2 separate regions of the Homo sapiens genome follow, and region 2 is linked to region 1. A link is a loop called in an ENCODE intact Hi-C map of the cell type or tissue named here. Cell type or tissue: PC-3. All regions are shown on one strand. Each heading gives the region's core, and the rest is flanking DNA. Links, peaks and the distances in the headings are about the cores only.

Region 1 (15,725 bases), core at 3,111-11,110:
TTAAAAGGGAACCAGGAATCTTTGGGGACTTCTCTGTGCTCTGACATTCTGCTAGCAGGAAGTCAGGAGTCATTAGCATGAAAAATGGCAGCAAGGACACAAATGCACATCAGGGGCAGACAGTGGGCTGAGCAAACACATTAATGTTCAGGGGCAAGGGAGGGGTGGCTTGTCATGGGGAAGGATCAGCTTCCTTTTCCTAGAAGTTACTCCCAATTACTGCTTTACAAGAAGGGAAACTGTGCTTGCTTTGGCAAGGGCTCCTGCTTGTGACTTGAGGGTTGCATCAATTCATTCCAAATTGTGTTGGTAACCAATGGGAGTCTTGCCTTCTGGAGAATTACAGCTCCTTAAAGACATCCTAGCCAGCAAGTCAAGCCCAAGGAGTAGCAGGCCAAGGCCCCTAGAGTGGATCATTCACTTAATAATCAAGTCTTTCCTCCTGGTTCCTTCCATGGCTCTCCCTCCCCTCAGCCTGTGCCTCTCTATCAAGCAAAAATCTAACCATCAAAGGAATGAAAGGGCAAAAAGACTTGGAAAAAAATCAGAGAAGGGATCGACTCCAAAATGCAACATAATGAGGTTCCCTGAGCAGACTTCAAAAGGTCAGTTGGGCTCTGGAGCCCTGTGCGATGACCTCCCGATCAAATTATTCCTTCATAGTCCTGTTAGAATCCAAACCGTGCTCCTGTGTGAGATGGAAAGGTGTTCTGGTGGAGGGGGGATGCCCACCCCCACCTCTGACTGCTGCTTGTAATAATTAGGCTTCGTAACACTTAACACTTGGATTTGATTTCCCAGTGATGAGCAAGTGACAGTGGTGGGCCAAGTTCCTGTGCACAGGTGCTCTATTTCCAACCATTTCTTCCTTCTGATTTCCCAGCTCTTGAGGCCCCAGCCTAACGCATGGAGAAAGTATGGCTTTTGATGCCAATAATCTTGGAGATACTTGTTCCTGAGCTGAAAAGGAGGTTCTCGCAGGGAGATTTTTGTAGGCTCCAACCATAGGAGATGAGCTGAGGGAGAGATGGGGCTATAATTATTGCAGATATCTTGGGAAGCTGCTGTGCTGCTCTCCAGGCCCTGAGCACCAGGGACTGATCAAGATGGAGAGAACATGTCAGGTCAGACGTTTCAAGCCATACCAGGAGCCAGCCGACTGCAGCCCACAGCCAAATCCAGCCTGCCTCCTGTTTTTGTTTTACTGGATCACAGCCACACCCATTCATGTACTTATTGTCTGTGACTGCTTTCCTGCCACGATTGCAGAATTGAGTAGCTGTGACAGGATCATAAGACCTGCAAAGCCTAGCACATTTACTGTCTGGCCCTTTGCTATCTTACCAATCCCTGGTCCATAGCATGGTTTTCATAAACCTAAACATCATTTATTCCCCAGAATAAGGTATCCTTGGTTTTGAATTAAATAAGATGGCAGAGGCAGCTCAGCATTGCAGTTGCAGGAAAACTCCACTCATTTGTTGATTCATTCATTCATGAAATGCCTACTGTGAGATATTACTGCTACCAGTGACATCATCTCCAAAGAGGAATCCTTTATTCCTCTTGCTTTAGGAAGAGAATAAAGAGGAGCCTTTATTCCATCTAGACCAATGACCTAATCTTGAAAATGGGGAAACTGAGGCCCAGTGAAGAAAAAGTCTTCCAGACCATACAATGAGTTTGGCAATATTGGGACTAGAACTCAGGTCTCCCAGGCCAGAGTACTTGAATCACAGTAGTCAGCCATATTACTTCTCCTGTGTCTTCTGCATTTGATTGTCAATAGCAGCCAGTGGCCTGGGCACCATTTGAGGGAGCAGTAGTTGACTGTGTGATGCAGCAGTTTCTCCCCCTGAAGAGCACGTCTCTGGTTTGTTCTTAAGTGTGGCTGATTATGGTGATTATTCACGTAAATTGCACCTGTCACTCCTTTGCACAATGTCAGTCCAAGGGTAATGCGAGCTCCTTGAAAGAGGAACCCATTTTTTTCAGGGTGATTATAAATTAAATATAAATGTAGGCTTAGGATCCTGGTGGACATTCTTCCAGGGAATTCTTTATCTTGCATATATTTGCAAAGTAACCTTTGTAAAGGTTAGGCTACTCTTGGAACTGCAATACAACTTTGAAGTTTAAAAATTCCAAGATATTTTGGGAATGTAATAATCCCAGTTCTCTTTCCTCTAAGAGTTTCCGTACACCCTCACTGACTTACTGTTTAAGGAGTCAAAACGTGAACTGTGCTCCATAGTCAATCCAGGAGCTCACTGGAAAATTGACTCACATTCATAGCAATATGCAGGGATGTCTTGGGTTCAGAATGTGGATTAGCTAGAGTTTCCTTCAACTTTCAATAATTAAATGTTTATGATGGTTAAGATTTGGCAGATTTGGAGAGAAAAAAAGAATCCAAAGGTAGACTTGAAGGGTGGATATGCATTGATAGTAAATGAGACAGAATCCCAGGGCTATGGCCTGGGGACTCCCATCTCCTGGAACTCAACATGCAGAAACAAAACCCTATCAACTTCAAAGGTCAGCTCTGGTTTCTGCTTCATATGGCAGAATCCCATACTTGATTGCAACCTTGGATTTAGCCTCTCTGAGATCCACTGTCTTCATCTTAAAAGATGTGGAAATTAAGATCTAAGTCAGCAGTTCTCAACCGGGAGCAACCCCATCCCCATATCCCTCCCCACCCCCAGGGACATTTGGCAAGGTCTGGAGACATTTTTCGTTATCAAACTAGGGTACTACTGGCATCTGAGTGGGTGGAGGCCAGGGATGTTGCTAAACATCCTGTAATTCATAGAGCAGACCCCACAAGGAATTCTTAAATAAAGAATAATCTCAACAAGTCAGAAATGACTTGTCTTACAGAAAAGGACTAGACCTTGTTTATCCTTGTGTCTGTACCAGACAGTACCATACCTGCACACAATGGATGCTCAAGAAATATCTGTTGAACAAAGAAACATGAACATTTATGAATATATGAATGATTGAATATTATGCCTGCCTTGTGAGAGTGCTAAAATTTTTTTTTTTGTCAAATAAAGTATCTATGCACAGTCCCTGGCTCAGTGCCCAGCACATAGTAGGTATTCAGCGAATGGCAGCTCATGATGATGCCGATAACATTTACCTGAATTTGCTTCATACTCATTTTAAATAAGAATTCACTTGTTTTCATCCTTTGCCAAGATAATAGGCAGTCTGTGCAGGCAGAAAGCCCAGTGGGGCTTTTACAAATATTAGTTTACAAAGAATCTTTTTCATCTTGTTATTTTCCAGATAGGTAAGCCAAGGGCCACTTGGTTGTGCCTTCATTTCCGCTCCCTCTGGCAGGCTGTTCCTAGGCAGGGTTTTGTTTCTCTAAAATTATTGTTTCATTGCTTTGTTGTTCTAAAGGAACCTGTTGGTTAATATTAATGCATTTTTATCTTGGGCCATTTCCTTCAGGTTCTTTTTTCCAATCTGCCATCATATTTTGCTTCATCCTTTTTAATATCAGTGCTGCTTATGAAGCCCTTTCATGTACATATTACCCCTGATCCTCCAAGGAAGCCTGTGGGGTGTTACTATCTTTATTGGACAGGTAAGGAAACTGAGGCTCAGGACATTAAATCACAGCTGAGGAGTGGCCTCTGACTCTACCCTGACTCTACCCTATTGCCTCCTCCTAGGATTTGAGAACTAGAAGAGATTGAGAGACAGAGATCAGAAAAGGGGAGTTGACTGCCCAAACCCACGCATGAAATAGTGCCCAAGTCTCTGATGCTTCCATCCTATAGTTTTTAGCTCTTATTTTCTTTCCCACCTATACCTGAGAATCATTTTGCGATTGAGTTTCTCATTCATTCATTCATTCCAGGAGGAGGTATGGCATGCCTCTGTACTTTGTTGTGATGTCATGGGAAGACTTCTGGGTTGGGGTTTTGCTCTGCTACTTATCACTGAAAAGTGTTTGCCTAAGTTACTTAATTGCCCTGAACTTCAGATTCTCTTATCAGAAGTGGAGATGACAACCCTTGCCCTATGTCACAGAGTTGTCATGACGGTCAGTTGAGATCAAGGTAATAGCAAAGGGTTTGTGAACTGGAGTCTTAAGAGGATTTCGCTACGTTCTCTTCTCTCATCCTTTTCCCCCAAGTCTAGAGCTGGCAAATATGAACACTTCTTTTACACTGGCATACAACTCCACAATAAAAATGATAGTCATATTGACTAATATTTATTGAGCCCTTAAGACTGTGAGGCCCCCCACTAAGCACTAACATGTCTGGTCTATGCTATTTCTCTCAACACCTCTATGCTTTAGATATTTTTACTATCTCCGTCTGACAGATGGGGCAGTGGAGGCCCAGAAAAGTGCAGTTTCTTGTTCAAGGTTGCATAGCTAATCATGGGCTAAGCCACGATTGGACTCAAATTCAGTTGGATTAAAGAGCCCAAGGTCTTCATTCATTCACTGATTCATTTATTAAGAACCTCCTAGTGCCAGGCACTGTGCTAGGCACTGAATAGCCATGTGGATACTTCCTGACTCTCCTGCCCCCATCCAGGCCAGAACTGGGGTGGCCAGGACATCCCTTCCTCCCAAAGGAGGTGTGGAGACACGTGTGCTCCTGCTGGCCTGCAGACCCATCAGCTGTGTCAGCTGGAGTCCTGGGAAGAGGATGACATTGCTGCTTCCAGCTGGGAACAGCTGATCAGCACCAAGGGAGGGCCAGGAGGCTTTGGCTGAGCTGCATGAGGAAGTCCAACCCCAGCAGCAGCACAAGCACAGCGATTGTGCACCAAGGCCCCGTGAAGACCCTGGCCCGGGGACGAGTCCCCTCGTGCTTCCTGTGATGCTGCCTGCCAGAGCCTACTGTTTGGGACTTTTGTCCCTCCTGGCTCATCTTCAGGGGTTTCCTTGGGACAGAGTTACTTCATGGCCAATTGAAATCTCTGAAAAAACCTGTTGGGGCTTTCATAGTGCAAACACAACTGTTGCCTGTGGACAAATATTGACTTTTGGTGCTAACTCTCTCACGGACAGCCACCCTTGGGAGAGCCACGACGCGGGCCTTTGAGCACAAGTTGCTCAACCAGGTCAAAGGGAGACAGAAGCAAGAGGAGATGCTTCTTGGATCTCAGATGACCCTCTCCCAAATGGACCCCCATGGTTTCAGCACCAAGGCTGCCTGGAGTTTCAGTTTTATTGGGAGCAGTGCAGCAGAACTCCACCATGACTCCTGTATTAGTTTCCTAGGGGTTCTGTAACAAAGTACCACAAACTGGTTGGCTTAAAACAACAGAAATTTATTCTTTCATGGTTCTGGAGGCCAGAAGTCCAAAATCAAGGTGCTGGCAGGGCCATTCCCTCTTCGAAGCCTCTAGGGGAGACCCTTCCTTGCCTCTTCCGAGCTTCTGGTGGTTGCTGGTACCCTTGGCATTCCTTGGTTTATAGATGCATTGCTCCACCCTCTGCTTCCATCACCCCATGGCCTTCTCCCTGTATGTATTCTGTGTCTCTGTGTCCAATTTTTCCTCTTCTAAGAACACCAGTCATTGGATTAAGGCCTATCCTAATTCAGTATAACCTTATCTTAATTCAAATATATCTGCAAAGACCCTATTTCCAAACAAGGTCACATTCACATTTACTAGCGGTTAGGACTTGAAAATATCTTTTTAGGGGACAGAGTTCAACTGACACCACCCAAGGAATTGTTCTTCCCTTAAGGAAAGGTTATGTAGTCCCCACCTGCCTCCACCCAGCTTCCACTTTGCCCTGAAGTCACACATCTGGCCAGGTCACTCCCCTTCCATGGTGTCCCACTGCCTGAAGGCAGCATCTAGTCTCCTTAATGTAGCCATAAAGTCCCACGTGGCCTGGCCTTGCTTGCATCTCTGCCCTGACTCTGCTACTCCCCCCTTCCCATTCCATGTTGTGTCCTTGGTGCTTGAGGTTCACTGGGTCAGCTTTGGCCTGGCTCTATTTCAGGCCTTACCACATGCTGCTTTCTGCTCAGATGGTTCCTCTCTTCCCTCTTCCACTCGGTAGCTCCTACTCACCACCCCTCACATCTCAACCTGGAAGTCATCTTCTATGAGGAATGTTTGCTGGCCCTCTCTGACACCATATGAGGTGTCTCGGGGCATCCTGGGCCCCCATGAACTCACACATCACATTGTATTTCAGTTGTCTTCTTACCCATCTGTGCCCCTGACCTGGCTGCAAGTCTCCCAGATTAGGGTTTATGTCCTACTCCCCCTCAAATCCCCAGTCCTGGCCCATGGCTGGCAAAAATGATTGCTTGTTGAATTGAAGAACTGAATGAATGCATGAATGAATGAGAAAATAGGCAAAAATTATAACTGTATCCCAGCCACCTTCCTAATTTTGTGAAAATTAAAGGAAATTCTTCTGCCTTCCTGCTCTTGACACCCTACCATTGCATTCAACCCAAGCCAATACTCAGAGAAATGATGCTTTAGAAATTGTTAGTGTGCCAGGGTTTGGTCAGGACTGAGGATAAACCATGAGGGTAGTTCCTGGAGGAGTCTTGATTTGTCATCAGGAATGTCCAGCCTTGGGCCATCAGCACTAACGATGACCAACTGCGGTACCTGTGGCCGTCTTTTGAGTTTTCAGCTCCATTTCCTTTCTCTATAAAGGTGGAAGGCACCCAAAAATATGGATAAACTCAGCTAATTTCTTCTGCTTTGGCACATGTAGCTTTTGTGCATGATTGAACACCTCAGCCCACTGAAGAATAAAAACTGTAATTCCTCTCTCTCTCTCTTTTTTCATTGTGTTTAGCCAAAACAAGCTGTGAAAGAATGTAAAATATATCATTTTGTTGGCACCCGTTCACAAGTGAGTCAGTGAGCTTGCTCACATTTACAACTAAAATTGGATTTTAACCTTCCAAAAATTTATGACAACTGCTCCTTCTTGTGGCTTAAATGTTGACATATAATTAATTTAGGATTTCTTCCCAAGTCTTCCTGTCCAGGTTTGTACCTGCCACAGAAATATCCTTGAAAGTTTATCTAACAGCTGGAGCCATGAAAAAAAAAAAAAAAAAAAACCACTGGAGCTTTGTAAAACAGGGTGGGCTATGCCAACAGGAAGAGCCCAAGAGAAAGTACGAGGCTGCCAACGTGGCTGGCTGCCAGAGGTGCCCCAGGTTGGAGGCAGGGAATTTGCAGTTTTGGGGAAGCTTGGGGTTCCTTCTACCACTGTTCCTTCCTGGCCCCAGTGATGTGTTCTCTCTTTACTGTGCACACATCTTTTCATGAAGATGACCAAGCCCATACATAACCTGGGCATGAACACCCCACTGTGGTTATTTCTGCACTCAGGATCAAGCTGGTCCTATTGCCCAGCTCTCTGCTGTATGGGCGAGTATAGAGGGGGAGATAATAAGGACTACTTCTCATTGCACTCCTGTTATATGCCAGCCATTAGTAAGGGACTTTATAGGCAGAGTTCATTTTGTTTTATGTTCTCAACCACCTGGAGAGGTTAGAGTTACTATCTTCACTTTGGAGATGAGAAAACTGAGGCTCAGAGAGGTTAAGTGACTTACCTGAAGTCAGCAAAATGGAAAGGGGAAGGAGTAATAGGTAGTCTACACATACGAAGCTCCTGTTAGGCCCTGTCTCCGGCTCTCACTTTTAGTGCTTATGGCAGCAACAAATTATCTAGTCCAAAATGTCAGTAGTGCTGAGGTTGAAAATCACTGCTGCAGAAGCATTTGGGGCTATTCCTGGCACACAGTCAGCATTTGATAAATGTGTGTTACCATCAATGAACTTAGTTAGCTCTCTTCTTCACCTACTTCAATATTTATTGCATGCCCACTGTGTGGCAGGAACACAAGAAACACTTCAGTGAGCAAGACACACATAGCCTGTCCTCATGAACGCAGCCTAGGATGCAGTCAGGCATTAATCAGATCCTAACACAAATGTCTGATGCCAAGTTGCCCAGAAGCAGGAGTGCATATGGGGAGAGGGGGGAGAAATTGTCAAGACGGTGTTTGGCAAGAGGATTGGACCAGGAAGGGAAGTCAGGAAGGCTCCCCTGAAGAAGTGGTATTGAAGCTGACATCCAAGGATAAGCAGAAGGTAGCCAGATAAAGGATGATGGGGAAAGTGCCCAAGTGAGAGGGAACACCTATGCAAAAGCTCTGAAGGAAGACCCAGCCATGTGCCTCCTCCAGCAGTAGGAATCTCTGTTCATGGATTGGCACCCCGGATCAGGAATTTCATACATCTCTGTAGAGTTTTGCAATATCACTCAAGGGACTAGCTCCCAAGCAAGTTCTCCGTAGCAAAGCTGAGGCCACTGGTATATCCATGGGTCTTCCAGGGGACTCTGCAGTCCTGCTGCATTGGGCTTTGGCAGTGGCTTCAAGGGTGCCCCCGGAACCCACTGGCATTATGCCTCAGGTGACCACTTTGTCATGCCCCAGTCCCTTGGTCTCTGGCCCAGGTCTGCCCAAAGGCATTTCCTAGCCTTCAGTCCTGGATGCCAACCCAGTCTTAGAGGAGTTAAGCCTGAACCCTGCCTGCCAGGACTTTGGGATTTAATAGGGAAACTTCCAGCCAGTTCACATATTATGAAAACACATTTTCCTCTCTTTAATCTTCAAAGTGACCAGGGACAAAAGCAGCACAGAAATTCCCTCTCAGGGTACGTCTACATCTAAGTTGGAAACATGTATGATAGCTGGAAGCCCCATAACAGATGGGAGAATGGGCCCATCTTGGAGGCCCATTGTTACAGCTCTCCCAGTTACACGTGGAGACATTTACAGAGTTCACTTATATCCCTGAGTGGGAGCTGGAGATGGGAGACCAAGGGTTTCAGCCCTGGGCCCTTGTGCTTCATGCAGACCTACAAGGGCAGGCTTTGGCATGGGATTTAAATATAAGTTCAAACCAGAGAGTATGTCTGCTTTTTGGCACTGTGCAAATGTGACTGGCCTCAGATTCCCACTGAAATAACCTCTGCTTGCTTTTCTCAAACTCCTCATTCTTTGGAGGGGAATGTTATTGTTTCCCTTTAAGGTGGTCTGTTGGGCAAGGGAGGGTGGGAAGGAAAGGAGAAAGGAAGGAAGGATTCCTGTAGTTTTCATAAACAAAGATTGAAGACAATATAAAATCCAGACTGAATCTGCCTTTGTATCTCATTTAAGAACCCACTTCACTTTCAACTCTGCAGACCAAAACGAGGTAGCATTCTTCCTGTTCCTTTGTTTGCAGGTGAGGATTAGGGCCCAGAGAGGCAGCATATCGTTAAAAGGCCTGACTTCACCCAGCTGGTTGCTGGTTTGTGTTTATGTTTCCCTTTTCCCTTCTCCCCTACCAAAAATGGTCCCCTCCCCCCAGAGAAGACTATTTCCTTTTGTTGCGGGGAAACTCTGAATTGGTGGTTGCTTAGAAAACACATAGAAGTGTGTAGCAAGTTGAAGTTAAAAAATAGTTCATGAAATGCAAAACTCCATTTAGCCCCTATCTGCCAAGAAATAAATAGTTTAAAAAATGAATTTCAGATCACTGACAATGATGACTGTGTTTATGGCAGTGGAGTTGTCTGTCTTCAGCAGGCCATCCTTGCAGGCATACACCCAGCATTTAGAAATTAAACAAAAACACATTGAACTTGCTGCATTAGCTGTTGCCACATTGGAACGCTAATGGGTTTAGTGACCACAACCGACCCAGGCCAGCGTGTGTCAACAGCCAAAGGAGCAACCTCAGTCACTGTTTGTGCTTTGCCCAAGTTGTTACAAGCTTAATTCTTTGCAGCTTACTTTTCCTGCTGTTTTGGCTTCTCCCCCACCATGTCTTAGAAAGTGTAGCCCCAGCCCAGCCTCACATAGCAAGGCCACGGGGTCCTGGCAAGATGTCTGAAGATGCAGGCACCTCAGCCTCTTTGGTCTCATGAGCAGTTACATCAGGGCTCTGCCTACCCCCTTCTTTTGCCAGTCACTTCTATTAGGCGTTCTGGAAATGGCCCAGCCTGAAGCAAATGCAGACAGCCTCTTGATGAGCTACTCACCTGGAAAAGTGGAGTCTTTCTCTCTCTCTTCTTCTCCAAGAAAGTATGCTGCATAGCATTTCACCTCCAAGGTGGTTTCTTTGCACCACAGGCAAGCCTTCAGCCCTGCCTGAGAAACAAGGTCAAATGCCTCCATTTTTGCACAGCTGAATCAAGCACTGGGTTGTAGGATCTTGGCGGTGAAGAGGTTAAATTGCTCAAAAGGCTGGATCTGTGGTTTCCTGCCCACACTTGCTCTGGCCTAAGGCAGTGCTTGCTGTGTGGGGAGAGGGAAAGGGAGGTCTCGCCTGGACCCAGGTGGCCGACAGGCAAACCATGTTATTAAGAAGCAGGAATCGCAAAACCTTGATCTTCAAACGAGACCCCTAATTAGTCACCAGCCCAAGAGTAAATGGCATTCCACCTCAGTGAGGCGGGAAGGGCGCCTTCAAATCCTGGAGACTAATTGCCATTATTGGCTCTATGAAGATCCTGTTGTAAACACTTGTCATTGGAGCCACTTCTGGTCAGTAAACTTGAGATATCAAATTGTTCCTTCATGTTTCAAATTCTCCAGAATGCCTCTCTCTGGCTCCTTTTCTAGGAGGGGGCATCTCTTTCCCGAACATGACAGCTTTCTTAAGATCCAGTTTAGGGAGATGTCTTCCTGTGACTTGTATATGCTATGGCAGGCTCATCTTAAAACCAAGTTCTTTTCAGTAAAGGGCTTTTTAACAGTGTTTTACTTTATTTTCATTGGAATTTGAAAATGCCATCTCAAAAATAAGATAACAGGGCTTATTATCATGAAGATAATGGAGCTTACGTTTGGAGCACCTCAGGTAAGCTGACTTTTCCAAGGCCCTGGGAGGTGCCCCAGTGAAATGTTCACAAGGCCGTATCTTTTTATCAAGCTTGAAATAGTCAATTATTTATGTATTCTTTTTCTGAAAGAAGGCCTCTAAAATGGTACGAACTTTAGGCCACACAAAACCAAGATGTGTTCCACAGTATTCAAGGTGTGTTTCTCCCTTTCCTATCATGTGTTCTTGTTGCTTCTGGAGATAAGTATTTTCTCTCTTCTTAGATTTTTTTTTTTTTTTTTTTGAGACAGAGTCTCACTGTCTCCCAGGCTGGAGTGCAGTGGCACGATCTCGGCTCACTGCAACCTCGGCCTCCTGGGTTCAAACAATTCTCATGCCTCACCCTCCTGAGTAGCTGGGATTACAGGCACCTGCCACCATGCCCGGCTAATTTTTTTATTTTTAGTAGAGACAGGGTTTCACCACGTTGGCCAGGCTCTCAGGCCATCTGTCCCCCTTGCCCTCCCAAAGTGCTAGGATTACAGGTGTGTGCCACTGCGCCTGGCTGCCTTTTTGTTTCTTGAGCCTGTTTGGCATTTGTGAAGGGTACGGTAAACTTTTCCAGGCCACATACAGGGTGCAAGGTTTTGTCTAATTTTATCCTTTTTTTTCCTTTTTTTTTGGAGACTGGGTCTCACTCTATCACCCAGGCTGGGGTGCAGTGGCATAATCATGGCTCACTGCAGCCTTGACCTCCTGGGCTCAATCAATCCTCCCACCTTAGCCTACCAAGTAGCTGGGACTACAGGCACCTGCCACCACACCTGGGTAATTTTTTGTATTTCTTGTAAAGATGAGGTTTTGTCGTGTTTCCCAGGCTGGTTTCGTCATGTTTCCCAGGCTGGTTTCAAACTCCTGGGCAAGCAATCCACCCACCTCAGTCTCCCAAAGCTCTGGGATTACAGGCATGAACCATGATGTCCAGCCTAAATTTACCCTTAACTAGGAGAATGTTTCCAGAGATTGGGATCAAGAGATCCTGGATCCATCTGCTTCAAGGGCAGCCTAGATAATATCAAACCCAGATGGCAGAAGAGATCAATATAAGGAAGTTTGGGAGCCATGGGAATTTGATCTGGTCCCAGGGTCTCAGGACCACTGGAATTCTATTATCTGGACACTTTCATGGTACTAAGTATTAAATATGTCAGCGTGTGAGAGAGAAAGGGAAGAAGAAAGTAGTAAATCATTTCTGAATACTTCTTGGAAATGGTGAGTTTTTTCATTCACCTTTAACAATGATTTTTAGCCAGCATCAATGGGCCCTGGGATGAGGTATTCCACATTAACATCCATAGCCAGCCATGTGGCAGGGCTACATTTCAGATGATGTCAAGTATCCCCTTTCTCATGGAGCTGAGCTTCAGAACTGTTTCTTCAGCAAGCTCAGGAATCACTATTACTCAGCAATAATTCCTTTGTGTGAACAGTTTAGGGCAGGACAGGGAGTGGGAGTTCTAGACACAGGCTTAGGATATTTGTTCATAGGATACCATTGTCTCTGTGATGAAAGCCACAGTTTTCCCTCTGCAGGTAACCTAATAACCTCAGGCAGCTCAGAGAGCAGAGGTACCGGCGCTACCCAAGTGGGGTTCTCCAGGATGACTCGGACATCCCCCTCTTTCCAGAGTGCAGGTGTTCTGTTTGTTGGATCAGCCCCCATCTCTGATGTCAGTAGTGGCACCCGCAAAGATTCCCAAAGCATTCTTTTAACCTGTATGTTACACTGATTTGAGATGTTAGAAATTGTATTCCAAACCTTTGGTTATTTTAACTAGTTCAGAAAAGAAAGACTATCATTAGTTTTGACAACAAACAAAACCAGTTTTTGTTCTATCGGTTGTGTTTAAAAGATTCCAATTTCAAACTAAACACAACGTGTGGTTATTCTGTCAGCGATTTATATAGCCACCAGGGCGCCACAGTTACACACTGCATACATCATTGTATTTTTAAAATGTACTTAATGAACTTTTTTTTTCTTTTCTAGTAACTACTTCATTGCCTTAAATGAATGCATTCCAATAGAATTTGTAACAAATGACCACTTTGTGTTTGCATTAATGCCAAACACGTTTAACAAATTTTTAACAAGGAAGCTTGGCAAAATGCCAAACTCCTAGAGGGACACTGAAGGAATGCTATAAATTTAAACTAGATTTCACCTTTTCACTTAACTCAGCAAGTGTCTTAGGTGTCTCGCTATCTCAGGATTGTAGCATTTCTGTTTTTATGTCAGAAAAGTTGTACATTTTCATTATTTTTATTACTGAGGTTGTACCTACCTATTTCCACAGGACTTTTCAATCTATGCAACTGTTTCTGAAATAATATGAAAGCAGCTTAGAAATTAATCTTTATTTCTCCAAAAGTGTTCATATCTTATATAGGTTGGTAGATGCATGTATGCATATACTGTACATATCTACCAACATATCACTGCTTAAAACAGCACAGTCAACCAATTGTGTACAGTAACAATTGACTAGGCCAGTGGTTGTCAAGTGGAGCAATTTTATCTCCCAGGGATATTTGGCCATGTCCTGAGACATTTTTGATTGCATGACTGGGAGAGGGGCAGTGCTGCTGGCATCTAGTGGGCAGTGGCTTGGCATGCTGCTAAACATCCTACCATGCACAGGGCAGCCCCCACAGCAAAGAATCATCCAGCCCCACATGGCCGTAGTACCAAGATGGAGAAACCTTGGAGTAGAGTGACAAAGACCTTTGGCCATGGGCAGTCTCTCCTGTTAAAGAAGGTATTCTTTTGAGGAAAAACAATCAAATACATTTCTACTCAACCAATGCTTTAAAAAGTGCATAGAGTACCTAATGCTTGTGTTAAATGGCAGATATCTGATCTTTTATTTCACTGCTTTCTGCCCTTGAGAAGACAAAAGCCCAAAATGTAGACTAGGGTGGTGCTGGGGCTGGCCGGTGGCCAGAGTATATGCAAGACCAGCCGACTCGTGCCTGGTTCTGCCAGTGGGGAGAAGGCCATGGCTGGGCGCTGGGAACCATCTTGCAGGCAAGGCTGATTGAAGGCAAGGAGAGCATATCCAGGAGATAGTTTTAGGTGTTCTGTGAACAAGCACTTTTACTTTAATAGCCATGCAATTATCATAGTGCATATTAGACAGATAATGGTTCTATTATGGCAGCAAAATAAATATTTCTTTAAAAAGGAAACATTTAGGTTTTTGATAATTTTTTTTTTTTTTTTTTTTTTTTGAGACGGAGTCTTACTCCGTCACCCAGGCTGGAGTGTAGTGGCACAATCTTGGCTCACTGCAACCTCCACCTCCACCTTCCTGGTTCAAGCGATTCTCCTGCCACAGCTTCCCTAGTAGCTGGGATTACAGGTGCCCGCCATTACGCCTGGCTAATTTTTGTATTTTTAGTGGAGACGGGGTTTCACCATGTTGGCTAGGCTGGTCTTGAACTCCTGGACTCAAGTGATCCGCCCGCCTCTGCCTCCCGAAGTGCTGAGGTTACAGGCGTGAGCCATTGCACCCGGCCAGTTTTTAGATAATTTTTAAAAAAATGTTAGTTACATATCACAGGTATTGTGGAGAGGTTACAAAAATGGGAAAAGTAGGACACAAAAGACAGGTTTAGGAAATGCTTGCCTCAAGGAGGCAGTGGTCTCTGGAGAGAATGGTCGCTGGAGTCCAAAAGACCTGGATTCAAATGAGGCCCCAGGGAGCTGGGGAATTTTACCAAAAGCATCCAGTTCTTCTAAGCTTTCGTTTCCTCATCTGCATGAGGGGCTATTAACCAACTGCATCAGTACCTCAGTGCTATCGAGCTGGTTTCAGATAATTAATGCAAAACACAGAGGGTGGTGGCAGATAGCACGCAACAAATGGTACCTGTTAATAATTCTGACCACAATAATAATGACAAAAATAAATCCTACGGAGACATAGCAGTCTGTGCTGCCATTTTGATGTACACAGCCTATATTCATTTGAATCCCTTCATTTAAAACGTTATGGATGAGTTATACCCCGTGCACAGAAACCAAAGTTGAAATACCAAGTCCCTCCACTGCCTCCTCCCAGCAAACTCCGTCATCCCTAACAGCAGTGTGCAATTCTGAGCACAGGGCTGGCCCCGCCCCACCCCCATCCCAGCCCCCAGCCCTTTGGGTTCTGAAGTGTTACATTTTATTGCCCCGTGGAGCTGTAGGAGTCCACTCTCAAGGTAAAATGTTGCTCTCCACTCATATTTTTTGAATTATGGTTTCAAGGTGGTTGCTTCTATCAAGAAAATTAAATGATTTAACATAATTTGTTGCCACTTTGATCACAACAATAATAAATAAATCTTCATGAGGAAAACGGGAAACCCATTCCACCCCGTTTTTAAAGATGTTAAGTAATAACACAGATGTAGTTATAGTTTTGGTTTTTTGTTTGTTTTTTTTTTTTTAGCAGAAACGACTCTATTGGGTTTTCCTGTGAGCAGAGTGGCTTCATGGAGCTGTTCTGCAGGATGCCCGCTGCCCCCAGAAGGAGCAGCTCTTCTCCTCCAACCGTTGTTAATTAGTCTATCAGGGGCTTGCCTTTTATGTGGGCACCACGTGCAGCGTGTTAGGGGCATCTGAAGCCGTCGTGAATGGGTGTCTGTTTTTGTACCTGGGGGCACACTGCACACATTTGGAAAGCACATGGAACATAATGGACATTAACCCAGATGTCAAAAATAGCCTGCGTTTTACTACTGTTATTAAACAGTTTCCCCTTTAACCCCTCCGTGTTTACCAAAGACCCCTTTCTCCCAGCCTGTTTCTGCAAATCACTACTGAAAGGGCA
Region 2 (15,725 bases), core at 2,765-10,764, 220 kb before region 1:
ATGAATCCAATTGCACCATCACCATTTGGGTCCCAGGGGGCCACAGCTTTGTGAGTAGGGATGCCCCTGATAGTAATGCCCACCATTCCTGTGGGGTTTTGCAGTTTTCCAGATGCTTTCCTGTGGGGGATCTTCTGTGAACCTCTTAGTGACCTCGGGGGTAGGTAATATCATTTTTATTTTATAGATTCCCACAGCTAAGATACGTAAAGTCAAGTGACTTGTCAAAGGCACATATATAAAATTGGATGACTGTCTTTCTATGTTACCCCTGTTTTCTGTTTTCTATGCCTTATAGTATTGGCAGTGGGATTGGGGGGAAGTATGTTGAAGGTTCAGACTTCTCTCCCCTTTCTCACTGGAATTGAGAAATCACAGCCCATCCAGGAGCAACCATGTGATCTGCTCTGCCCACCGAGTTCTGAAGTATTGCTGTCACCCACTTGGGGAGTTCCAGCAGTGTGCATTGTGAGTCTCTCTCTTCCCCATGGACTTGGTTAGCAACTTTGTGATTTGGCTTCAGTCCTTGGGCATCCCTAGAAATGAAATAAATATACAATCAAATGAAATAAACATCCGAGCACCAGTTGTAGAGCTGCGGTCGGCTGCTCTTACTGACGGCAGCATTGTGACTGAGGGGGTGGTCCTCTTATCGGAATTCAGCCAACTTCTCACTTGATTCAAAGTGAATCTGTTTTTTCTGTGTCAAGAGTATCTCAACTTAGAACAATGCTAGACATAATCTATTTTATTTTGAGACATAAAATTATAAATACCCGGGTTCGAATCTCTACTTTGCCATCTACTAGCCATGTAAACTTGAGTAAGTTAATTCACTCCTTTCTGCCTCTCTTTTCTTATCTGTCAAATGGGAACATAATGGCACCTTCCTCATTAGATTGTTGTGCAGCTCAAATGAGTTAGTACACATAAAGGACTTAGAATGGTATAGTCTTTGGCACAGAAAATGTGCTGGTGTGTGTTAGCTATGTATTTCCTATTGTAGGCTCTATGGCCTGTCCCTTGTTCAGCAGTCTTGGCAAAACTGTTCAATTATCTTGAAACAGGCCAATAGAGCGCTGGTAAACCAGGTCAATAGAAAAAACAAAATCCCTGATTGGTAGTGATTGCCAATTTCCATCGTGTAAATACTTCTACCATGGCCAAGGTACAGGCTGACCCTTGTCAGTTGGAAGGAGATGCACATAATTGACTCTCGCTAGCTAGCAGCCAGCTCCAGCACACCATAGAAATAGACCCCTTAGCTGTAAGATCATTAGAGAGCTGCCAATTAGGATGACCCTCAGCTCATAGCTGTCCCTTTTTCTTTTGGTGTGATCCCATTATTTAGGGTGTGTTTCTAGTGATGGGGAAATCAGGCCATAACTGATTGACCTAGGTGGGGCTAACAGATTTTCTTTCCAGGAAGGTCAAACATTACTCTTTTTCCATTAAGCCTGGAGGTTGTAACAAAGTTATTCTGTAAACAGTAGGTCTTCTGAAGAAAGGTTTAGGATTTCCTGCTACTGAGGGTACTGGAGCAACTTTCTCACTGACCCTCCTAAAGCTCACTTGTTAGCTCTTTTCTTTTCCTCAGTTTATTCAAGTATCCCTCTAACACTTCCTCTTTTTGCTAAGTTAGCCAGAATTAGTTTCTTTTGCTTGCAATCCAAATAAACCCAACCAAAGCATGTGTTTAGTCACATCATTCCTCCATTGTTAGAATTATTTCCCTGGGATTTTCTCGACATTGCCTTCTGTTGTTTGTACCAACACTGTCAGAGATGGGTATGAGGGAGCCCAGGCCATTGCTGACAGCTCTGACTTAGCCAGAGTTGCTCCTGTTACTAACTTGGCCTCAGCCTTACCTACTTGTGACTTTCATCCTTAAGTCCTAGTTCAAATCTTAGGGTGCCCCTGGAGCAAGCCTCATCTATGTTACTCTAGCAGATAATTGAAGGGATAACTACCATGTTCCCAAGTCTTCTCTGTTGCTGATTACTCCCACATTCATATTCCACCAATATATATATACATATTGTGCTAAAATCCAACAAAATGAACAAACGAAAGAGAGGCAGAGTATGTCATATTTTACACTAGGCCCTTCTTGCCACCTTTAGAAATAATTTTCCTAAAGATTGGCATTGACCAACTCAGCTTTTCTTTCCTTCTGTGGTCACTGAAGACCCCTAGAAGGACCTGGAGCTCGAGCTCTTGTCTGATGGGGCCTATTTGTGAAATAAAGAGATTATTCTCCACTTATATCCTAAAGATACCATATTGGAAACAGACATTGGCAAAGGGACGGTCACTCAGTACAAACAATTTGGGTTCAACATGGCATTTATAAGGCAGCCAGCTTGGAAGTGCCAAACACTTTTCACAAGGAAAGCCCTTACCTATGCAGAACAGAAGAGGATGTTCCTCACACATACCCTGATAGTAACATGCAGCAATCACGTGAATGTTTTCCAGACCGTGGAAGTCATGGACCAATCATAGGAAAAAATATTTTTTGCCAACAACATATGCTTGCTAACCTAATTAAGCTATTAAATAAGACTATTCAAGTGTTAACTATTATCATCATCATTTGAGAAAGGGTCATTTTAATTCCAAACATTAGAAAGGACATTACTGAATGTCACAATAAAAAGCTGCTGTTCCCCAGAAAACAACTTACACATAATGTTCCTACATCCTCATGTGTGCATGCGGGCATGCGTGAAAACGTCAGCACTGGCCAAACCAGTCTTTCCGTTGGCACTTAAGGCATTCTTTATTTGACCACATTTCTTCCTTGGTGGTGGTATTCTAGCATCCTTGAAAGTTATGCAACTAGGAACAGGCATAAGTAAGCAAAAGAGAATTTTAATCGACTGAATCATCTCAACTCTCAATCAGACACTTACCCCATCTGGAAGCCACTCTTTTCCTTCCAGAGCCCTTCCATTCCTACCCTCCCTTCATACTCAGCTGTCACCCTTATCCTCTGTGAAGCCTGCCCCCATCATCCCGGACCAAAGGGACATTTCTTCCTTCCTGCAACCAAGAATTGAAAGGGCCAAGTTTAGTCTTTAACATCACAGACTTGGATACAAATTCCAGTTCTCCTTTTAAAAGCAATGGGACCTTGGACAACCTTAAATATTACAGTCTCAGTTTACTCAACTTTACAAGGGGTGTAATAAAACTTTCTCTTGGAAGGCTATTTTGAGCAGACTAAATGAAACAACGTACTTTACTTATGCCTTGCTTATACATATAGTAATCAAAATAATAATTATTAACAATTTCTTATCCTGTATCTTAACAATGAAGATGTTAATAAACTATTATTTATCTTTTATTTTATTATTTAAGTCTTTATATAATTTAAGTCTTTTTCTTTACCAGATCAGTTTGCAAGCCTTACCCATTGCTGATCCTTCATAACACGTAGCATCGTATTCTGTCCATAGTAAATTCTCTTTGAAAATGGTAGAAATTAAGACACTGGTTAACAACATTAGACTGCTCTTTTAAGCCACCACCTATAGGTATGCAGTCATCCTTAAAGATATCTTTTCATTATGCCCCTCTTCAATGGGATCTTGAATCCCTTTGTGTCCGGAGTTGGCTCCTGCTGGTGGGTTCGTGGTCTCACCGACTTCAAGAATGAAGTCGTAGACCTTCGCAGTGAGTGTTACAACTCTTAAAGATGGCACTGATCCAAAGAGTGGGCAGTAGCAAGGTTTATTGTGAAGAGTGAAGGGACAAAGCTTCCACAGCGTGGAAGGGGACCCAAGTGGGTTGCCGCTGCTGGCTGGGGTGGCCAGATTTTATTCCCTTATTGTCCCCGCCCATGTTCTGTTTCTGTCCTATCGGAGTGCCCGTTTTTCAATCCTCCCTGCAATTGGCTACTTTTAGAATCCTGCTGATTGGTGTGTTTCACAGAGCACTGATTGGTGCGTTTTATAGAGCGCTGATTGGTGCATTTTACAGAGCACTGATTGGTGCATTTTACAATCCTCTTGTGAGACAGAAAAGTTCCTGATTGGTGCTTTTTACAATCCTCTTGTCAGAAAAGTTCCCCAAGTCCCCACTCAACCCAGGAAGTCCAGCTGGCCTCACCTCTCACCTTAAGGGTTCTCCAGCCCCATTCTTCCTTGACCCCTGCCTTATGTCCCATGCCTTGAAGTTCAAATCTAAGCAGGGGTGCTTTGTTGTTGGTCAGTGGAGCTGGGAAGCCTCAAGGTTGTCCAGGGAGATAGATGGTCTGATCTCAGCATTCAACAGATCGGTATTGCAGGGAGTGGTAGTCAGTGTCAGGTTGGAGTCTGGTCACCAGGATGTTTTCTCACTAAGTGGTTTTCCAGGCCTGGGGGCCTCTTTTACAGGACTGAGTTCTGTCACTTCTCTGGGTTCCTAGGCCTCCTTCCCCCACCTCCAATTTGTGCAAAAGGCCTTCTGCAGACTGGGTTAATTACCTCTAGTGGTCAGTCTTGGGTGTATGTTGAATATTGTGGAGAGGGAATTACCTCAACCTTTTACATCTCTGAGGATATAAAATTATAAAGATTTAAAATGATCTATGGGCATGTGTTGTAAGCAAACAAAGAAACCAATAAAACTCCTTGTATTTTGGAAGACTATTGGGTTGAACCATACAAAATTTCTGATATTCAATTGTTTCTGACCCATAAAAAAGTGAACTTGAACTTCGTATTATTCGGCCTAGTAGCTATGACTATGAGGTTTCATGTTTCTGTTTATTTGTTTATTTTGAGCTTCTGATTGCAACTGGATTATACTAGGCATTCGGGATGAAGAGGATGGGCTGGGAGGGAGCTTTTGAATTGATTATCCTAGTATTTGATACATGCAGAGGGAAATGCCACATGGATTCTTTGCCCAGCATTTGAATTGGGAAACAGGATTCAGGGATATCTTCTTTGCACGGTATTGCTGATGATCCAGCATTTGCTCATGATGGTAATAGAAGGGTGTTTCTTTGTGTCTGGTGGCATCATCACAGGGTCTGTCTGTCTCATGACTGTGGACAATCTCTGGGTTCTGCTGTGGTAGCAATCTCTGGGTTCTGCTGTGGTAGCAGTCTCTGAGTTCTGCTGTTAGAGAAGCAGGGATGGTTTCTGTCTTGCTTGTCCCCATTCATCCCTGGTACGTGGTACACAGTGGTCACTCAGTAAATATGTGGTGAATGAGTTGGAGAAATTGATGAACTGCCTCTGACCACCTGGATGGTTTATTTTTGCTTATGTGGCCAGTAAATAGCCACCCTAGAGGAACATATTCAGTTTAGCTGCTTCAGGTTGGAGTTCATAATTTCATATCTGAAATGTTCCTGCTTCCAGTAATCGCTCCTCCCAGGGTGGAAATTTCACTTCTGTGAGCCACAAGGCCACCCATCCTGTAAATCTGAGACTGCTTTCTATACCATTGTTTCTTGGGCTGGCTCCCTTGCGATTCTTTCCAGATGTGGAGCTCCTCCAGGTAGTTTACCAGACCCTTTCCTTCTGCAGCTGCTGTCTGGTTTCAGGTTCCTTCAAACTCTGGGAAGGAGCACTCCAGTAGCATCCCACAAATTGTATTCATGAGTCCAGAAATTTCAGGTAACTAACAAATATAACTTTTTATAATTTAGGAATACATAAGCTGAGTCTTGCAGCTCTTTGTTTGGCCTGTCTTTTGAACCGTTGCTTAGCAGTGCAAGGCTTCAGGTGTATGTATGTAGACGCATAGTTCTATACTTCTGTAACTTGGGCTCTGAAATTAATTTGTGGTCATTGAGTATGCTCTTGTGCCTCCTCTTCATTTGAAGGCTGTGATGCATTGGTGAAACTTTGCAAAGGCAATGGCCACATGTATTTGCTTTCTGTTCTGTTGACACAATCAACAAGATCATGATTAATGAGTGTGCATTAGATAGGCTTAGTGTGTTTTCATAGTGGCGTTTTAACCATTTCTTCCCAACACAGAACTATTATAAATTTTGTCTCATTTCTTTTCCTTACGGCGTGGAATAAAGTATTTCTAATCTCACTCATTTGGACTTTCAGTTATTTCCAGAAAAGCAATTTCCCTTAGTTTTCAGGTATGAAGCCCCCTTTGGTTTGACAATCTATTTTATTCTGGGTGTTCTCTTAGCAAATGTATGGCAAGTACAGAAATGCTGAGACTGTCATTCATTTGGAAGAAACTCTGTGTCCATTAAATGACCTCTTTAAAAAAAAAACAGGCACCTAAAACTTCCCTGTCACCTCTTAACTGACTTCTTAGTAGTCCCAATCCTGTATTAAATGATAATTTGATAGCTAATTATTTGAAACTAGACTTTAGTCAAAGAATGAAAAATGTCAGCAGAATGGGGATTTGAATATGAAATGTCCTAGCTCCCCCTGAATCATGGATCTCTCTCCCATGTGTAATGTTTATTTTTTTAAATAAGCATTCTTTCTGGTACCTTTTCTGAATATAGATTATTAGAGATGTAACTACAGAAAAAAATTGAAAAGGGCAATATTTATTGCAATGGCCACAAGATGGCAGACCTAAAATCCAGACTTCACAAAGTAATTTAGACATTTACATGAAGAATTGCATCTTTGAGCATCTTTGAGGATGCCTTAAAAGCCATCAGTTTCCTTCACCCTCCCAAAATGTCTCCTCTAGGTTGTCTTGAATTGCTGTCCAGCTCTGTGGCAGGCACAACAAGGGAGAACAGCTTTGATTAACATTGAATCAACAGCTTTGATAAACAGATGGGAATCTGTTTAGCCCCTCTCCCAGAAGGGATCAGACCTTCCTGCCCCTCGCAGAAACCTGCCCTTTGCCTGGCTACCACCATCACCTGCAGCACACACAGACATGCCACCCTGTGTTTCCTTCTCCTTTGCAGAAGCACAACTGCCTTTTCCCTTCTCATGAATTAAAACTCTCTCAAAGGAGCTGCCTCCAATAAACTCACTTTTATGTTTTTCTCTCTACAAAGATCCACTCCAGGCTGGGTGCAGTGGCTCATGCCTGTAATCTCAGCACTTTGGGAGGCCGATCACCTGAGGTGGGCGGATCACCTGAGGTCGGGAGTTCGAGACCAGCCTGGATAACATGGTGAAACCCCGTCTCTACTAAAACTACAAAAATTAACTGGGCATGGTGGTGCATGCCTGTAATCTCAGCTACTCGGGAGGCTGAGGCAGGAGAATCGCTTGAACCCGGGAGGCAGAGGATGCAGTGAGCCGAGATGATGCCACTGCACTCCAGCCTGGGTGACAGAGCAAGACTTCATTTAAAAAAAAAAATCCACTCCACAGAACCTTAATTCAATTTTATTTGAATGTTGCGCTAACAGAATTCCAGAATGTGCCCCCTTCTGCACATATTCTTCTCACAGCAATGGCATGACGATCTGTTTTGTTTTGTATTACAATTTAGCCTGTGGGAATGTTCTATTCCATGTAAACATAAACAATGGAAGGTTTGATTTAACACAAAATATTCAAATTAAGAAGGGAAATATGTAGTTCAAGATGTAGGCGGACAATTTGCTGCTCTGTGCAAAGACTGAGAAATAAATATTAGCAGCTTTAAATATACAATAGAGGCGAAATTAAAACATATTGTTTTTAGAGAGACTTACATATATACACACACATAACCTCACTTCACCAATAAGAAAAAAATAATTGATTGGATGCTATGGGGGCTAAGCCTTGATGTCAGTGACCTATTTTCTGGTAGTTACTCATTTCCAACCAAAAAGTTAATGCAATACGACAGTCTCTTGACAGTAACTGATCACCCATGGACAATAGGTTTAGTTTAGGCAGATACTGGACAAAGCTCTGTCCTGCAGTGAAGTCCAGATGTATTTGGTTTTCTCATTATCACTCATCTATAACCTGCCAGAGATTCTGGTTAGGTGTATTTCACATAGAAAGCTACCTTGGCAGAATTGAATGGTCAACAGAGAGGCTTTCTTATTACTGAACGGGAATAACAAGAATGACCAAGCACCATCATCTAACATTACCACTAACAGAGGGTATTGCAGTATGTCATGGAAGTCCCTTCATTTCACTCACCCTCCCTGCTTCCTAGATTTACCAATTTTTTAAAATATTTTTTTCCAATGGAAGAATCTTTTATTTTGAATTTGTTTGATTTTGCACTTGACTTTGACTTTTTAAAAGTCGCCTTTCAGAACACATTTCCATTTCTCAGTTTCTTAAACTATGTGACATCATGTCTTGCCTATTTCCCACGTGGCCTTTCCTATCAATTTGGATGGAATGATATTGGACAGTTATAGACCAAGTCAAGCCTGGCTTGTCTGGGATGCAACTCTTCTGTGGTCAGCAGACTCCTCTCCAAAGTCTGTTTTCTTCTTTATGTCTGTTTATGGAGCAGATGTCAACTCATGAAAGTCAAATGTGCAGCTTAACAGAAACCAATTTTAAAGGCCTCTCTGAAAGTTTGTCTTGAAAGTAAGAGACCAGTGAGCATGTTTAGATATATTCACTATAAAGGGGAGCTCATAGAAAGTAATGCAAAACCTTTGAATCTTTAACTTTGGTGGGGTCTGTGTCATTTAATAAGCAAATGCTAGCATTTCTTGTGTGGTCATCTCAGGCACTGAACAAAATCTTTACATGCGTGATCCCTTAATTCTCACGATGATCCGGTTACCGGTAGAGGGTCTTGACTGCAAGTTGTCCAGGTTCTTGGAGTTTTGAACAAAGAATTGGACAAAACACAAAGCAAAGCAAGGAAAGAATAAAGCAACAAAAGAATGAAAGCAGGGATTTATTGAAAATGAAAGTACACTCCACAGGGTGGGAGCAGGCCCAAGCAGTGGCTACAGGGCCTGGATACAGAATCTTCTCAGGTTCAAATACCTCCTAGAAGTTTCCCATTGACCACTTGGTGCTCACCTCATGTAAATGAAGCGGTGGCCCGCAATCGGTCTGAAAGCAACCAATCAGAGCCTGAAGTGAAGTTACAAAGGTCACATTCCTGTGCAAACATCTGATTGGTTGCAACCAATCAGAGGCTAAGGTGAAGTTACAAAGTTGCACTTCTTTTTGTTTGTTTGTTTTGCTTTTTGTTTTTTTCATATTTGTTTTTGTTTTTGAGATGGAGTTTCCCTCTTGTTGCCCAGGCTGGAGTGCAGTGGTGTGATCTCAACCTCCTCTCACTGCAACCTCCCCCTGCTGGGTTCCAGTGATTCTCCTGTGTCAGCCTCCTGAGTAGCTGAGATTACAGGTGTCCGCTACCACGCCCAGCTAATTTTTTGTATTTTTAGTAGAGATGGGGTTTCACCATGTTGGCCAGGTTGGTCTCGAACTCCTGACCTCAGGTGATACACCCACCTCGGCCTCCCAAAGTGCTGGGATTACAGGCATGATCCACCATGCCTGGCCACAAAGTTGCACTTCTATGCAAATGAAGACTGGGCTGGCAATCAGTCTGATTGGTTGCAGACAGCCAACTTCCCATCTGCCATGCAGAAAAGGTGGGAGTTTGCAAACGGAGTAACCTTTGGTCCTTTTGTTACTTAGGCATGGAAAATTAGGGTTTTCCTTTTAATTTAGTTCTAGGAAGTTGGAGTGAAATGGCCTTCGGTTCCCTGCCTCCACCATATTCTCCTACCTCAATCCAAGAGAGAGTTATGATTGTCCATCTTAGGTTATTTATGAGGAACTTGAAGTTTCAGAGACAGTGAGTAACTTACCCAGGGCCACAGTCAAAAGGTTATCCCTGAGATTCAAACTCAGGTACATTTGCTTCCAAAGCCCCAGCACTAAATAAAGATCAGTACCTCCTCCTCTTAAAAACTTGAGTAATATTTCATTTGTGTGGGTATGTTTTTTAAAAAATCATAATAGGCTAAAGTGCTCAAAAGAAGTATTTTCTTTTTTTCTTGTTTCTTTTTTTTTTTTTTTTTTTTGGTGGATCAGGCACATAGTAATGAGCAATGCCTCACACATGTCCACTGCCAAGACCTGGGACAATGGTCCCTCCCATCCTTCATTGCCTTTTTATCAATTCTCTAGAAGGACAGGATTCAAGAGAAACATTTAGAATAGGGGGAATAGCTCTTCCTGGCACTCCTCCTCTGGCCTTGGACCTTTTCTATGTGGGAAAATCAGTTGGCTTCAGACTTACTGATTTGTAGCAGGATGCCAAATGATGCTGGCATTTGCCCTCTTAGTGCCCTGAAGCACATGACGTTGGCACTTGAGAGTGTTCTGGTCCAGTTGGAGAAACTGGAGGAACCGCCGGATGGGCCAGCCACCTCCCTGGCTCATGCACTGAGCAAGGAACAGGGTAGAAGCTGGTGCTTAGAGTAAAGAACTTCCACAAGACTCCATGGCCCCCGTGTTAGGAAATTCCAGTCATGTGCTATTAGGTTTCAAAGACAGAATTCTCCGTAATTGGAGTAAACTATTTTTTTGAGGTCAGTTTTAGGTGGGCAACAGGGAGCAAACCACATTAAGAAGTCTGGGCTGCCAAAGCCTGGCCTTTACGAATCTGGTCTGTTCTTTGTCCTTACTGAAACTCATGCTTGTTCAAATATATCTCACCCTGTGGGCCCCACCTCATGTGAGCTGCTTTGCTTTCTGCATGGCCCCTTCTGCATATATCATACATCATTCTGCTGGTGGGTAGGGTTGATATTAATTGATATCAAAGAACTTTTCTTTCTCAAGATGCCATTTGAAAACACAGCTTTTAAAATTTAGGCAAATGAACATCTATCTCCACCCAACCCTCACCCCAAGGGTGAGAGAGAGGCTGTTTTGAATAGGATCTTTCGTCACCATCTGTCTGAAGTCACCTCCTACTGAACTTACAGTTGAATATTCAGGGTCATGAGGGAAAGAAAATAGTAATTAGCTGAGAAAAGTTGATTGAGCGGACTTTTTCCCCCCACAATATGATTAGAACATGACTGCCTGGGCTAAGCACCATACATAATGTAGGCTTTCTCTTATATGTCATTATCCAAACATTCTTAATGGAATGCATTTTTTAAGCATCTGCTTTTGTAATTGAATGCATTCCTAAAGATGGGTCAGCTAACTAAAACAAGAACCCACAAGAAACAATGTGTTAATGCTTCTTCCCAAATCCAATTTGTAATAGTTCCTAATTGGCCTGCCTCATTTGCAACTCCTGAAATTAATTTTAGATCCTCTTTCAGAGCTCAAATCATCATTAATAGAACGACAGCAATGGGGAGTGAAGTAGAAATGTTTACAAAGCTCCCTTTTAAATGGACTGTGATAAGTGAGGTAGCCATGTATTACCATCAGAGGATCCTGGAACTCTCTTTGTGAGGGCTAGCCACAGGCGACACTCAAAAGAAGGCATTTATCTTGGCAGGAGATGCCCTTCAGCCCTGTTTTGTTTTATTCCATGGAAGGTTTTGTTTTTTTTTTTTTCAGGGTGGCTAAAACCATTTTTTTTGGTGTTTTATTAGCTGTATCTTGACTACCTCCTACACACTGAATGACAGTTTAGGGTTATTAAATGTGTTCTTGCACATATTTTTATCCACTGTTAATCCTGACTAAATGTATGACAGGGCACAGAATTTCCCCCTTTTTTCCTCTATTGTTGCCCATATTTGTTAAAGAAATTATTCCCCTTGACATTTGTTTAGGCTGCACGTTGATAAAATGCTGTCTATGATACACTTTCTTAGCTTGGCATTCAGCAGACTTTTATAGATTTATTTCTCTTCACATTATCTTATCTTCCTTCCTAGTATATGTGGGCTTCCTTTTCATATTTTAAGCTACATTTTGGGGCATAGACAGATCACCTTAGTAATTGGTACTTGAGGATGGCAATGTTCTCAAGATAATTTTGCAAGCCTTTGGTATATACTTAAACCTACTAACTGTCTAAGAATGGGCATATATGTACTTTCCGTGTTGTCTGTAAAAAGGCAAAAGGGATAGATTGAACATGATTTCAGGCTTATGGAACTCTCTTCAGGTTGATGGGACAGTAATAATTTCTGAAGCAATATAAATCTGGTCTTGATTCTAGAAGGTAATGCTTTCATTGGGGAAAATAATGATTTTTCTGTTTCCGGTTTATATCCAAGTGTCTTGTCACTGGTATACTCTTTAAACTTGAGCCTTTAAAAAAAAGTGGTGCATCAGAACTGGTGGTATTTTAGTTTTTCCAGTTTTTCAATGGCTGGACCAAAATTTGCCGCGAGAAAAAAAAAAGCAAGGATATTTAATGTAAGCTTCCTAATCTATTTCAATGTGATTTTCTTGGTAGGTGATTTCTGCCAATGTATCAGCAAATTGGCTCATGGGAACTGTGAAAGTGTAGAATCTGACGTAGGGATAGCAAAATGAAATTCGTTTTTATAAAATTATATTCAGTATACCCATCCTCAAAACAAATCTGACCTTTAAGGCAGGGATAATGAAAACCCATAACTATACATAATTAGCTCACAGTGATTTAAATTACAGGTTGAGTATCCCTCATCTGGAATGCTTGGGACCAGAAGTATTTCAGATTTCATATTTTTTTCAGATTTTGGAATATTTGTATTACACTTACCAACTGAGTGTCTCAAATCCAAAAATCCAGAACGCTGCAATGAGCATTGTCTTTGAATGTCCTGTTGGTGCTCAAAGCATCTAGGATTTTGGAGTACTTTGGATTTGGGGTTTTTGGATTTGGGATGTTCAACCTGTCTTAGCTAAATTCTATTAGCTTAAGAAAGAGGTATTTTAACTCAGTTTTAAAAACTTCTTGCTTCAAAAACCAAATTCAATGGCTCTGTTAGCCTGGAATTAAGATTTAGTTTAATTCTAGGCCTGCCAAATCTATACAAATAGGTAATAGCCAGATAAGCCTTAACATATTCAGAATACCTTGCCAAATATCCTGAAGTATGAAATGTTCTTATTTCTCTAGTTTTATATACCTTTTTATCTTATACTAATGACCCTTTGATTTAAATGGACTAGAATTATTGAATGTAGATCTCAATCAAGGTATTTTTGGGGAAAATATCATTAGTTTATGGCCAGTATTTAAATGAGGGTTTCAAAATATAGATAATCTTAGTTACACTAATTTTATTTAGAGTTCTATGATTATATAATGCCAATATCTATAAAAATAGATTTGTTAGCCAAAAGCAAAACAAAATAAAACAAAAATACAATAAGGAGAAGGTTACAAAGAGCAAACTAGATTATTTTATATGAATATTAATTTAAGGTTGGTGAGTGGCTTTAAATGTAATTTTATTAAAAAGATTTTAAATGTACTTTGAGATTTGATAATTAAGGCTAATTTGACTTGGAACTGTATTTAATGACATTTATAGAGAATTAGAAATTGATATATGTTTTTCTCTGACAGTAAAGTGAGAATTAGAAATTAATTCATTGGGATTTTTTATGGTATTATGAGAGGATAAATAAGTGTTAAAGCTTAAAAGCCTAAATTTTAGAATCATACACAAAAACAAGCAATGGGGAAAGGATTCCCTATTTAACAAATGGTGTTGGGAAGCCTGGCTAGCCACATGCAGGAAACTGAAACTGAACCCCTTCCTTACACCTTGTACAAAAATTAATTCAAGATGGATTAAAGACTGAAATGTAAGACCTAAAACCATAAAAACTCTAGAAGAAAACCTAGGCAATACCATTAAGGACATAGGCATGAGCAAAGACTTCATAACGAAAACACCAAAAGCAATGGCAACAAAAGCCAAAATTGACAAATGGGATCTAATTAAACTAAAGAGCTTTTGCACAGCAAAAGAAACTATCGTCAGAGTGAACAGGCAACCTACAGAATGGGAGAAAATTTTTGCAATCTACCCACCTGACAAAGGACTAATATCCAGATTCTACAAAGAACTTAAATAAATTTACAAGAAAAAAAACAACCCCACAAAAAGTGGGCAAAGGATATGAACAGACACTTCTCAAAAGCAGACATTTATGCAGCCAACAAACATATTCAAAAAAGCTCATCATCACTGGTCATCAGAGAAATGCAAATCAAAACCACAATGACGTACTATCTCACACCAGTTAGAATGGCGATCATTAAAAAGTCAGGAAACAACAGATGCTGGAGAGGATGTGGAGAAATAGGAAGGCTTTTGCACTGTTGGTGGGAGTGTAAATTAGTTCAACCATTGTGGAAGACGGTGTGGCGATTCCTCAAGGATCTAGAACCAGAAATACCATTTGACCCAGCAATCCCATTACTGGGTATATACCCAAAGGATTATAAATCATTCTACAATAAAGACACATGCACATGTATGTTTATTGCGGCACTATTCACAATAGCAAAGACTTGGGACCAACCCAAATGCCCATCAATGATAGACTGGATAAAGAAAATGTGGCACATATACACCATGGAATAGTATGCAGCCATAAAAAAGATGAGCTCATGTCCTTTGCAGGGACATGGATGAAGCTGGAAACCATCATTCTCAGCAAACTAACACAAGAACAGAAAACCAAACACTGCATGTTCTCACTCATAGGTGGGAGTTGAACAATGAGAACACATGGACACAGGGAGGGGAACATCACACACTGGGGCCTGTCAGGGGTTGGTGGGCTAGTGGAGGGAGAGCATTAGGGAAATACCTAATGTAGATGATGGGTTAATGGGTGCAGCAAACCACCATGGCATGTATATATCTATGTAACAAACCTGCACATTCTGCACATGTGCACCAGAACTTAAAGTAAAATAATTTTAAAAAATGATTGTTTTTTGGTTGATGATGACTTTTGACAGTGATTAAAGCTATATAATCTCAAATTTTGACGTAGAAAAGGAAAATGGGTTAAAGCAGGCTGAAAGTAGACACAGGGAGTCTGGTTCGGAGACTACTACAGTTTTCCAAGTGGTAGATGATGTAGATTGTATCAGACATTGTGTGTGTGTGAAAATATGTGTGTGTGCCTATCTGTGCATGAAGAATGGAAGGACAGACAGAACATATTATAGATAGCCTGGGTGGGAAAATGAGCAAATTATATACCTGCTAAGATTTTGAACCATGTACCTGCTGTTTACTTGATGACCGAAAGCTTAACTTACAAGTTTTAAATGTTTACTCTTAGGATATTTTCTAAGAATAATGCTTAAAAGTATAAGCAGAAAAAAGTTAAAAAATGTCTTATTCATCCTGTCACCTTGAAATGGTGATTATTATCATTTTGGTATACTTCCTTCCTGTCCTTGTTTTTTCCTATGAGTATAGCTTTATGTTTTAGGGATTATCTTGGATATATATACATTTGTATGTCGAAAACTATGAAGGGTCTGAGATCTTCCCTACTGGCATCCTAACAAGTTAGCCTGCCTCAGTTCCATGGATGCAGGCAGATGACAAGAGACTTCTGGGCCAAAGATAAAGGACTTTATTGCTCATGGCACAGAGTGAAGAATTAGTATATTTGTGTCAATTTTCCTAGCTCCAAGTCCCATGGAGGCCAGTCGGATGGACTGGATGAACACATACATGTAGTCATTTGTATTATAGGAGGGCAACCCTGAGATTAGAGAATCTGAATATTTTATAATGGGCAGTAACATGCCTGCCTTTTGCTCTGGAAGGAGACACTATTATATGGGGCAGTAAGCGTGTCTTCCCTTTGATCCAAAAAGAAATACCACCTCTGTCTTTCAAAGCTAGTCAC

What was found. Peaks named below come from ENCODE experiments on the same cell type or tissue, not always from the same donor. Only the 100,000 strongest peaks of a DNase experiment are listed, where the experiment ranks them.
Region 2: a loop joins it to region 1, with 11 times the contacts of the local background. A loop is called at or near these places in 1 of 110 quality-filtered maps.

The regions. Positions count from the first base shown.
Region 1 is chr3:55,515,861-55,531,585 of GRCh38, reverse strand. All of the region lies in intron 17 of ERC2 (ELKS/RAB6-interacting/CAST family member 2), which reads left to right. Among named protein-coding and RNA genes, the nearest start is that of WNT5A-AS1, 36 kb to the right of the region's middle. RefSeq lists an enhancer at 11,584-12,085. In PC-3, for the core only: a CTCF peak has its summit at 6,987; DNase peaks (open chromatin) are centred at 6,575 and 6,875; H3K4me3 peaks cover 891 bases; H3K27ac peaks cover 3,123 bases.
Region 2 is chr3:55,737,821-55,753,545 of GRCh38, reverse strand. All of the region lies in intron 14 of ERC2 (ELKS/RAB6-interacting/CAST family member 2), which reads left to right. Among named protein-coding and RNA genes, the nearest start is that of ERC2-IT1, 86 kb to the right of the region's middle. In PC-3, for the core only: a CTCF peak has its summit at 6,536 (motif pointing right); a DNase peak (open chromatin) is centred at 2,795; H3K27ac peaks cover 414 bases.